Regions from separate parts of the Homo sapiens genome. Here region 2 is linked to region 1. Evidence: read pairs that join two places in POLR2A ChIA-PET (ENCODE). Cell type or tissue: OCI-LY7. All regions are shown on one strand. Links, peaks and the distances in the headings refer to the core of each region. The heading gives the core; the rest is flanking DNA.

Region 1 (4,000 bases), core at 1-4,000:
CCACTGCACTCCAGCCTGGTTGACAGAGCAAGACTCTGTCTCCAACAGAAGACAACAACAACAACAATCACAACAAGCTGTACCACGACTACCTTGTGATATAGAAGTTAAAAAGGAATTATTTAGGCAGAGAGTGTGGGTAAGGAAGTCCTGGGTAAGTCTTTCCTTTTAATGAAAATCAGCCCCTATATCATTTTTTTTTTTTCTAACAAAGAGCAGCCTGTAAAATCGAGCTGCAGACATAGGCAAGCAAGCTGGAAGCCTGCACAGGTGAATGCTGGCAGCTGTGCCAATAGGAAAAGGCCACCTGGGACTAGGCATGTTGAAAATGGCGGCTCCATCTTCCCATCTCTTTGCCAACCACGTATACAGTAAGGAGCTGGCGAAGACTCCATTTGCATAATAAGATTAGGGTGGGGCAGCCAGCTTCCCTGCACCTTATGTAAACGTCACACCTGTTCCAACCAATCTTTGGGCCCTATGTAAATTAGACACTGCCTCCTCAAGCCTGTCTATAAAATCCGGTGCCCTCTGGCATGGGTGGGAAGTCCCATTTGGGCATTCCTTTCTCTCACAAGAGAGAGAGTTGTTCTCCTTTCTCTTTCTTTTGCCTATTAAACCTCCACTCATAAACTCACTCCTGGTGTGTGTCTGTGTCCTTAATTTTCTTGGCATGAGGCAATGAACCTCAGGTATTACCCCAGAAAACAACACCACTTCACTTGGGAATATGTTCTCAGGGGCTCCTGAGGGCTGTGTCACGGGCCATGGTCAGTCATACATTCATATTTAGCTCACAATAAATCTCTTCAAATATTTTACAGAGTTTGACTCTTTTTGTCAACAGCCAAAAGGTGGAAACAACCCAAATGTCCATCAATGGATGGATGGATAAAAAAAAAAAAAGTGATGTATTCATACAATAGAATAGTATTCAGCCATGAAAAAGAATGAAATATTGATAAATGCTATGGCATGCATGAACCTCAAAACCATTATGCTAGGTGAAAGGAGCTAGACTAGATGGTCACATATTGTATGATTCCATTTATGTGAGATATCCTGATTAGGAAAATCCATGGAAACAGAAAGCAGATTAGCGGCTGCCATGGGTTGGAGGAAGGGAGGAATGAGGAGTGGTTGCTTACCATGTGCAGTGTTCACTTTTGGGCTGATGCAAGCATTTTAGAAATAGAGGTGACGGTTGTATAACTTTCTGAATATACTAGATTCTACCGAAACACACGCTTTTAAAATTTTTTCTTATTTTTATTTTTAATTTTAATTTTTTTGTTTGAGATGGAGTGGCACTCTGTCTCACGTAGTCTGGAGTGCAGTGGTGCAAACTTGGCTCACTGCAACCTCTGCCTCCCAAGCTCAAGTGATTCTCCTGCCTCAGCCTCTTGAGTAGCTAGGATTACAGGTGTGCACCACCACGCCTGTCTAATTTTTGTATTTTCAGTAGAGATGGGGTTTCACTATGTTGGCCAGGCTGGATTTGAACTCCTGACCTCAAGTGATCCACCCATTTCAGCCTCCCAAAGTGCTAGGATTACAGGTGTGAGCGCCTGGCATTACAGGCACGCCCCACGTGAAACAGACACTTTAAAGTGGTGAACTTGATGTTATGTGAATTTTATCTTAATAAAATTAATGCTATATGCATTTTCATGCTTTAAAAATTATTATGCAGGCCGGGCGTGGTGGCTCACGCCTGTAATCCCAGCACTTTGGGAAGCCGAGGCAAGTGGATTATGCACAAGGTCAGGAGATCGAGAGACCATCCTGGCTAACACGGTGCAACCCCGTCTCTACTAAAAATACAAAAAATTAGCTGGGCGTGGTGGCGGGCACCTGTAGTCCCAGCTACTCGGGAGGCTGAGACAGGAGAATGCTGTCAACCCAGGAGGCGGAGCTTGCAGTGAGCCGAGATCACGTCACTGCTCTCCAGCCTGGGCGACAGAGTGAGACTCTGTCTCAAAAAAACAAAACAAAACAAAACAAAACAAACAAAAACAAACAAGAAAGAAATCATACTTAGAGATCAAATGATATTAATTTATAGTATTCCAAATTAAATAAATTGTTCTCTTTTGAAGTGATTTCTATTTTGTTATTTTAAATTCTTCATCATAATTATTTACTGCTGATAATTCATATTACAATGAAAATGCATGTTATTTATGCATTTCTTTTTCCTTTCCTTTCCTTCTTTCTATTCTTCCTTCTTCCTCTACTCCTCTCCTCCTCCTCCTGTGCTCCTCCTCCTCTCCTCCTCTCCTCCGCTCTTTCTCGTCTCCTCCTCCTCTCCTCCTTCTCTTCTCCTCCTCTTCTCCTTCTCCTCCTCCTATCTTCCTCTGCCTCCTCTCCTCCTCCATTCCTCCTCCTTCTCCTCTCCTCCTCCTCCTCTCCTCCTCCTTTTCTCCTCCTCCTCTCTTTCTCCATTCCTCCTCTTCCTCCTCTCCTCCTCCTTCTCTCCTCCTCCTCTCCTCCCCATCCTGTCCTCCTCCTCCCGTCCTCTTCCTCTTGTCCTCCTCCTCCCATCCTCTTTCCTCCTCTTCCTCCTCCCCTCCTCTCCTCCTGTCCTCCTCCTTCTGTCCTCCCCCTCCTGCCCTCTTCCTCCTTTTTCTTCCTCTTTATCCTCCTCCTCCTCTTCACCTCCTCCTCCTTCTCTTCTTCTTCTTCTTCCTCCTCCTCCTCTTCGTCTTCTCTTTTTTGAGATGGGGTCTTGCCCTGTGAACCAGGCTGGAGTACAGTGATGCAATCATAGTTCACTGCAGACTCAACCTCCTGGGCTCAAGCGATCCTCTCACCTCAGCCTCCCAACTAGCTGGGGCCACAGTTGTGCCATCACATCTGTCTAATTTAAAAGATTTTTTTTTTTTTGTAGAGATTGAGTATTGCCATCTTGTCCAGACTGGTATGTATTTCTTTTTAATCTCTTATTTTAGTTTGTCGATGAGAGTAACACTGATATACAGGTGTGGTCACTTGGCTCTGGTGGGACTGGGAAAGGAAGGAGACAGAAAACATGCAGAGCTGGAGTCTGGGGCAGACCCAGGGACCTACCTGTGCCTGCAGGATAACTGAAGTTCAACAGCCCATTGGAAAGGTTCTTGCTCAGGCCTCTGAGGACATCCTCTAGGCCATCCAGCAGGTGACTGGCCACACAGTGCTGCTGTAAGCGGGGCAGGGTCTCCAGGTCCCCAGGGGCCTCCAGCAGCTCATCCAGCGCCTGTAAGATGCTCTGGAGGGATGTGGACACAGACCTAGTGAGCCATGGGCCAGAGGGCCCGCATGAAGACTCCAACCGCTCAGCCCCAGGGAACAGATCCTAGAGACTGTCTATCTGGGGGATGAAGATGGCATTGGCGGCTGGGCGCGGTGGCTCACGCCTCTAATTCCAGCACTTTGGGAGGCCGATGAGGGTGGGTCACAAGGTCAGGAGATCGAGACCATCCTGGCCAACATGGTGAAACCCCGTCTCTACTAAAAATACAAAAATTAGCCGGGCGTGGTGGCGTGTGCCTGTAATCCTAGCTACTCAGGGGGCTGAGGGAGGAGAATCGCTTGAACCCGGGAGGCAGAGACTGCAGTGAGCTGAGATCGGGCCACTAAACTCTGGACTGGCGACAGAGTGAGACTCCGTCTAAAAAAAAAATGACATTGGATGGGATTCCCTAGGTGATCCTTGACTCTGGTTATGGCCCCTCAGAGGCCAACACTTCTGTGCAATATCAATGCTGACCTAAACCCAAAGTCCAGGGAAAGCAAGAGGAAAGATATTAAGTGCACTTGGGTGTCCATTAGCTTCCACCAGCCCTGAAAGATGCTGGGAGTCAGACCAGCACCCACTGCATTGGGTCCTGTCCCCTCCCAGACCCAAACTGCCCCAGGCCTCTGTGGGATGCAGCCACCTTCCTGCCTCGCCCCCTTGCCCTGGGTCCTGTCCTTACCTGGATGGTGTTATTGGCCAAGCCTGGCTTGTAGTCTCTGCCCA
Region 2 (5,633 bases), core at 1,634-5,633, 890 kb before region 1:
GCTGGCTTCAGCCTCCCAAAGTGCTGGGATTACAGGTGTGAACCGCCGCACCCGGCCACAGTTTCCTTTTTATTTTTTTGAGACAGGGTCTCACTCTGCTGCCTAGGCTGGAGTGCAGTGGCACGATCTAGGCTCACTGCAATCTAGGCTCACTGCAATCTAGGCCCATCTCCTGGGCTCAAGCAATCCTCCCACCTCAGCTTCCCGAGTAGCTGGGAGAACAGGTGCGCACCACCACACCTGGGTAATTTTTGTATTTTTTGTAGAGATGGAGTTTTGCCGGTTGCCCAGGCTCGTCTCAAACTCGTTGAGCTCTAGCTATCCACCCACCTCGGCTTCCCAGAGCGCCGAGCCACCATGCCTGGCCCAAATTTTTGTTTGTTTGTTTTGTTTTTTGAGACAGGGTCTGGCTCTGTCACCCAGACTGGAGTTCAGTGGCACGATCATAGCTCACAGCAGCCTCAAACTCTCAGACTCAAATGATCCTCCCACATTAGCCTCCCGAGTAGCAGGTCTCAGTAATCTTGATATACACACACATACAGACCACCCCCGCCCAAGAACACAACTGCACACATGGACACACAGTTGTTCACAGTAAAATGGATCCTCTTAGCCACCCACAAAGACACTGTCACCCACAAAGATATATGAGCACGAACCCAGTGGCCATATGCCCATCGTCACCTACCCTGAGACTTGTTTAGGCACTCAGACACCTGCACATCTACAATAATACTGACATACACACAGACACAGTAACACATGCATACACACTGGCATGCATAGACTCACGGGGAAATGACACACAGGCAGGCAGAAATCCTGTCATCTGGATGCCCACAAACCCAATAATATTTTTTTTTTTTTGGAGACAGAGTCTTGCTCTGTCACCCAGGCTGGAGTGCTCTGTCACCCAGGCTGGAGTGCAGTGACACAATCTCAGCTCACTGCAATCTCCAACTCCCAGGTTCAAGCGATTCTCCTGCCTCAGCCTCTCGAGTAGCTGGGATTACAGGCGCCCGCTACCATGCCTGGCTAATTTTTGTATTTTTAATAGAGACAGAGTTTCACAATGTTGTCCAGGCTAGTCTTGAACTCCTGATCTCAGGTGATCCACCCACCTCGGTCTCCCAAAGTGCCGAGATTACAGGTGTGAGCCAGTGCGTCCGGCCCCAATACTCATTTATTGAGCATCTGTTATGTACCCAGCACTGTTCTAGCACTGGGGATGCAGCTGTGAACAAGAGGGAAATCTGAACGAGCACAGTGGTTCACGCCTGTAATCTCAGCACTTTGGGAGGCCGAGGTGGCAGGATCACTTGAGATGAGGAGTTTAAAAAACATATTAGCTGGGCGTGGTGGTGTGCGCCTATAGTCTCAGGTACTAGGGAGGCTGAGGCGGGAGGATCGCTTTGAGCCCAGGAGTTTGAGATTGCAGTGAGCTATGATGGCACCACTGCACTCTAGCCTGGGTGACAGCGAGACCTAGTCTCTTTTAAAAAAAAAAAAAAGAATGAAATCCCTGTCTTCCCACACCTGACATTTTAGTGGGGAATGGGATGGGGGGGACACCATGACTGGATGATACAGACTCCAGTCACTCATAGTGACACCAGCAGACACCAGACACCCACGCACACTGGCTCACATGTCGACCTGGAATTACACACAATTAGCCTGATATACACCCACAGCAATGCTGACATCCACACACAAACAGAAGCCCACAGGAACTTACACACACACGCACACACACAGCTGGTGGAGAGACAGCCACCTGCTATAGCACACTCCCACCTGGACTTACAGACACCCACAGAACCCCCCAAAATACCTCAGCAAAGTAGCTTGGACCTGAAGCCCCTATTTATAGACCCATAGAAACATCCTACAAGAGTTCTTGAGACGGAGCCCACCCTGACCCCAAACCCAGGGTCACCCAGCACCATAAGCCTCAGTAGAAGTGTCTGAATTTCCCTTATTAAAAAATTTTTTTAATTTGTTTTTTGTAGAGATGAGGTCTCACTGCGTTGCCCAGGCTGATCTTGAACTCCTGGGCTCAAGTGATCCTCCTGCCTCGGCCTCCCAAAGCGTTGGGACTACGGGCATGAGCCACCGTGCCCGGCCTGAATTCTCCTTCAGCTTGGCCCCTCCATAGCCCCCAATCCCATTCCTGGAGAAGCCAGAACCTTCTCGCCTTCCCCAGCCCTGGCCTCACATCTGGCAGGCCTGGGAAGGAAGCTGGGCTCCTAGCCCACCCACCGCCCACGGGCTGGGTGGGACAGAGGAGCCCCTTGTCTGAGGACCCCTGGCATGAAAGACTCCCGCAGCTGGAAAGGAAGTGGGGGAGGTGGCCTGCGGAGGGTGGGGTGGGAACCTCAGAGCCCACGCAGGTATCACTGAAACGAGACACCCCTGCTTGCCAGTCTAGACAGCCTGGGCCATCACCGTGACCCCACGGAGACCCCCACAGGGCTCTTGGTGTCGCTGGAACCCCCATAATGGGCTCTTTGTCTGCCAGGTCCTGACGACCTCCCCCACCCCGTGTCCCCCTTCCAGGCCCAAGTACACACACACACACACGCACGCACACACACACACACACGCACACACATACAGTTACATACAACACACAGACACACAGGAGCATATATATAGGTACTCATGCGTGAACATACAGAGACACCCCCAACCCCCATGCACCAAGGCTCAGGGTTGAGATCGAGAGGAGACAGCTTGCCACCTCCCACCCTGAGGGACTTCACAGTCAAGACTTCAAGAATCACGGGCAGGACACACGGGCCGCCAGACACCCCTGGGAGCTTGGAGACCTGGCCTTCTAGCCATGCCCACCTTGTTCTTCAACTATTTTTTTTTTTTTGAGACAGGGTCTCACTCCTGTAGCCTGGGCTGGAGTGCAGTGGCGTGACTGCGTCTCACTCACTGCAGCCTCGACTTCCCTGGCTTCCGTCAGCCTCGACTTCCCTGGCTTGCGTGATCCTCCCACCTCAGCCTCCCAAATAGCTGGGACTACAGGCGCACACCACCACACCCGGCTAAGTTTTTCTATTTTTAGTTGAGCCAGGGTTTCACCATGTTGCTCAGGCTGGTCTTGAACTCCTGTGCTCAGTCAGTCTTCCTGCTTTGGCCTCCCAAAGCAGTGGGATGACGGGCATGAGCCACCCGGCGCCCAGCCTTGTTCTTCAGCTTGACGGTAGAGCTGCCTCCATCCATCCATCCATCCATCACTTGCTCACCTGCCTCTGCTAGGACTTCTCACCTCCGACTCTGATCCCCCGACTTGTGCCAGCTGCCCTGCACCTTCCTGGTGCTATGTGTGGGGGGGTGGGGGCAAGGCCCTGGGATAGCGTGGCTTTTTTTTTTTTTTTTTTTTTTTTTGAGACGGAGTCTCACTCTGTCACTCAGGCTGGAGTGCAGTGGCTCAATCTCGGCTCACTGCAATCTCTGCCTCCCAGGTTCAAGCAATTCTCGTGCCTCAGCCTCCCAAGTAGCTGGGACTACAGGTGTGCGCCACCATGCCTGGCTACTTTTTTTTTGTTTGTTTGTATTTTTAGTAGAGATGGGGTTTCACCATGTTGGTTAGGCTGGTCTCGAACTCCTGACCTCAACTGATCTGCCCGCCTCGGCCTCCCAAAGTGCTGGGATTACAGGAATGAGCCACCGTGCCCGGCTCATAACGTGGCTTTTAGAGGGCCGTCCCCCACACCCCACTTATCCCCAGCTCCCCTGCCCAGAAAGACCCTCCCAGCTGCACTGGGGTCAGGTGAGGGGTCCCAGGAACTAAGGATAAAGAAGAAGCAAAATGAAGGCCCTGAAAGACACCCCTACCCCCCATGCACTGAGGCTCAGGGTCACAAGCAGGAGGAGACAGCTTGTCACCTCCCACTCTGAGGGACTTCAAAGTCAAACCAGCAGACAGCTGCAACCAGACAAGCAGGGCAGGGCTGCAGACTCCCTCAGGGGACAGGAGGGGACAGGTATCACGGTCACCAGTCACAGACAGGAGATGGAGATGGGGGGTAAACAGCTAGACACATACAGGCAGATCCAGACAGTTTGAGGCAGGTGCACGGGCTGGGCAGGAGACCCAGATGGAGAACAGATGTGTGAGGGGCATAGTCCGACCCAGACAGACGACCCTGGGATGACCAAGAGACAGGTGGACCCAGATGGACACTGAGGGCCAGAAGCCTGCACGGACCACAGGCAAAGAAGAGAGATAGTCAGACCCAGGATTGGGGCTGCCGGCCTCCTGTCGCCCCAGCCCCAGCTTCCTGGCCTTCAAGACCAGACCCCTCTTCCACTGTGGTCTTGTGTCTTGTCTTAGGGAGAAACCTTACAGGGAACAACCTCCTTGGCAGTTCAAGGCCAAAGCCCTCAGAGGGAGGAGTGGGAGGCAGAAAGGACACACAGGAGGTGTCTGGGGAACCCCCTCCAACATAGCCAGAATGTCTCCTGCCTGATGACCCCCCGCCCCCAACATTAAAGCTGTTCACAGTCATCAAGAAGAAAGATTCCTGTGGGACGAGGTGGCTCATGCCTGTAATCCCAGAACTTTGGGAGGCCCAGGAGTTCGCGACCAGCCTGGGCAACATAGTGAGATCTCATCTCTACAAAACTTTTTTTTATTTGTTTGTTTTTGTTTTAAGTTAGCCAGGCCAGGCACCTGTGATCCCAGCTACTTGGGAAGCTAAGGTGGGAGGATTGGTTGGGGCTGGGAGGTCGAGGCTGCAGTGAGCTGTGATTGCGCCACTGCACTCCAGCCTGGGCAACAGAGCGAGACCCCGTCTCAAAACAAAACAAAACAAAACAACAACAGCAACAAAAAAGAGAATAAAGATTTTTCTTTTTTAAAGAAACGGGGTTTTAAAGAACCACTGCTGGGTGCCGTGGTTCATGCCTGTAATCCCAGCACTTTGGGAGGCCCAGGAGTTGGAGACCAACCTGGCCAACATAGTGAAACCCTGTCTCTACTCAAAATACAAAAATTAGCTGGCCATAGTGGCAGGTGCCTGTAGTCCCAGCTACTCAGGAGGCTGAGGCAGGAGAACTGCTTGAACCCAGGAGGTGGAAATTGCAGTGGGCAGAGATCGCGCCACTGCACTCCAGCCTGGGTGACAGAGCAAGACTCCATCTCAAAAAAAAAAAAAAAAAGAGAGAGAGAGAGAGATGGGGGTCTCACTGTGTTTTCCAGGCTAGTCTCAACTTCTGGGCTCCAGCCATCCTCCTGCCTCCCAACTAGCTGGGACTACAGACAAGAACCAAGCTTTTGAGGAATCTTGAGAGTTCTGGACTAACAGAGCCACTTACCTTCCCAGTCCACAAAATGGGTATATCCTGCTCACAGCGTGATGAATGTAGCGTTATCATCAGTAATGTAATTATTAACACCTGTGCTCCCAACTCACTCTCCTTCCCAAGTCCTAGGCGTTCTCCTCCTTAGAATGATGATCCACAAGGCAGGGGACCGGCCACCTCCCTCGGAAGGGCCTGGACACCTGGGGTGGAGGTGGCGGATAAAGAGAAGCCGATCAGGCCCCCCCACTCCACAGCCTGAATGGGAGGATCTGCTGGACGTGGCGGATGAGCTGCGAGAGAGGGCGCCCCAC

Evidence for each region. ChIA-PET counts read pairs that join two places held together with the same protein. Peaks named below come from ENCODE experiments on the same cell type or tissue, not always from the same donor. Only the 100,000 strongest peaks of a DNase experiment are listed, where the experiment ranks them.
Region 2: POLR2A ChIA-PET joins it to region 1 with 6 read pairs; 2 of 35 experiments call an interaction of 5 or more read pairs at or near these places.

What each region holds. Positions count from the first base shown.
Region 1 is chr19:14,761,364-14,765,363 of GRCh38, forward strand. It overlaps ADGRE2 (adhesion G protein-coupled receptor E2), which reads right to left. Exons shown (of 21, transcript NM_013447.4): 10 at 3,957-4,000; 11 at 3,070-3,247. Among named protein-coding and RNA genes, the nearest start is that of ADGRE2, 15 kb to the right of the region's middle. In OCI-LY7, for the core only: no CTCF peak of the experiment used is centred there; no DNase peak of the experiment used is centred there.
Region 2 is chr19:13,867,184-13,872,816 of GRCh38, forward strand. It overlaps a transcript of NANOS3 not described here. Among named protein-coding and RNA genes, the nearest start is that of MIR181C, 4.7 kb to the right of the region's middle. In OCI-LY7, for the core only: a CTCF peak has its summit at 5,628; a DNase peak (open chromatin) is centred at 3,986; H3K4me3 peaks cover 34 bases.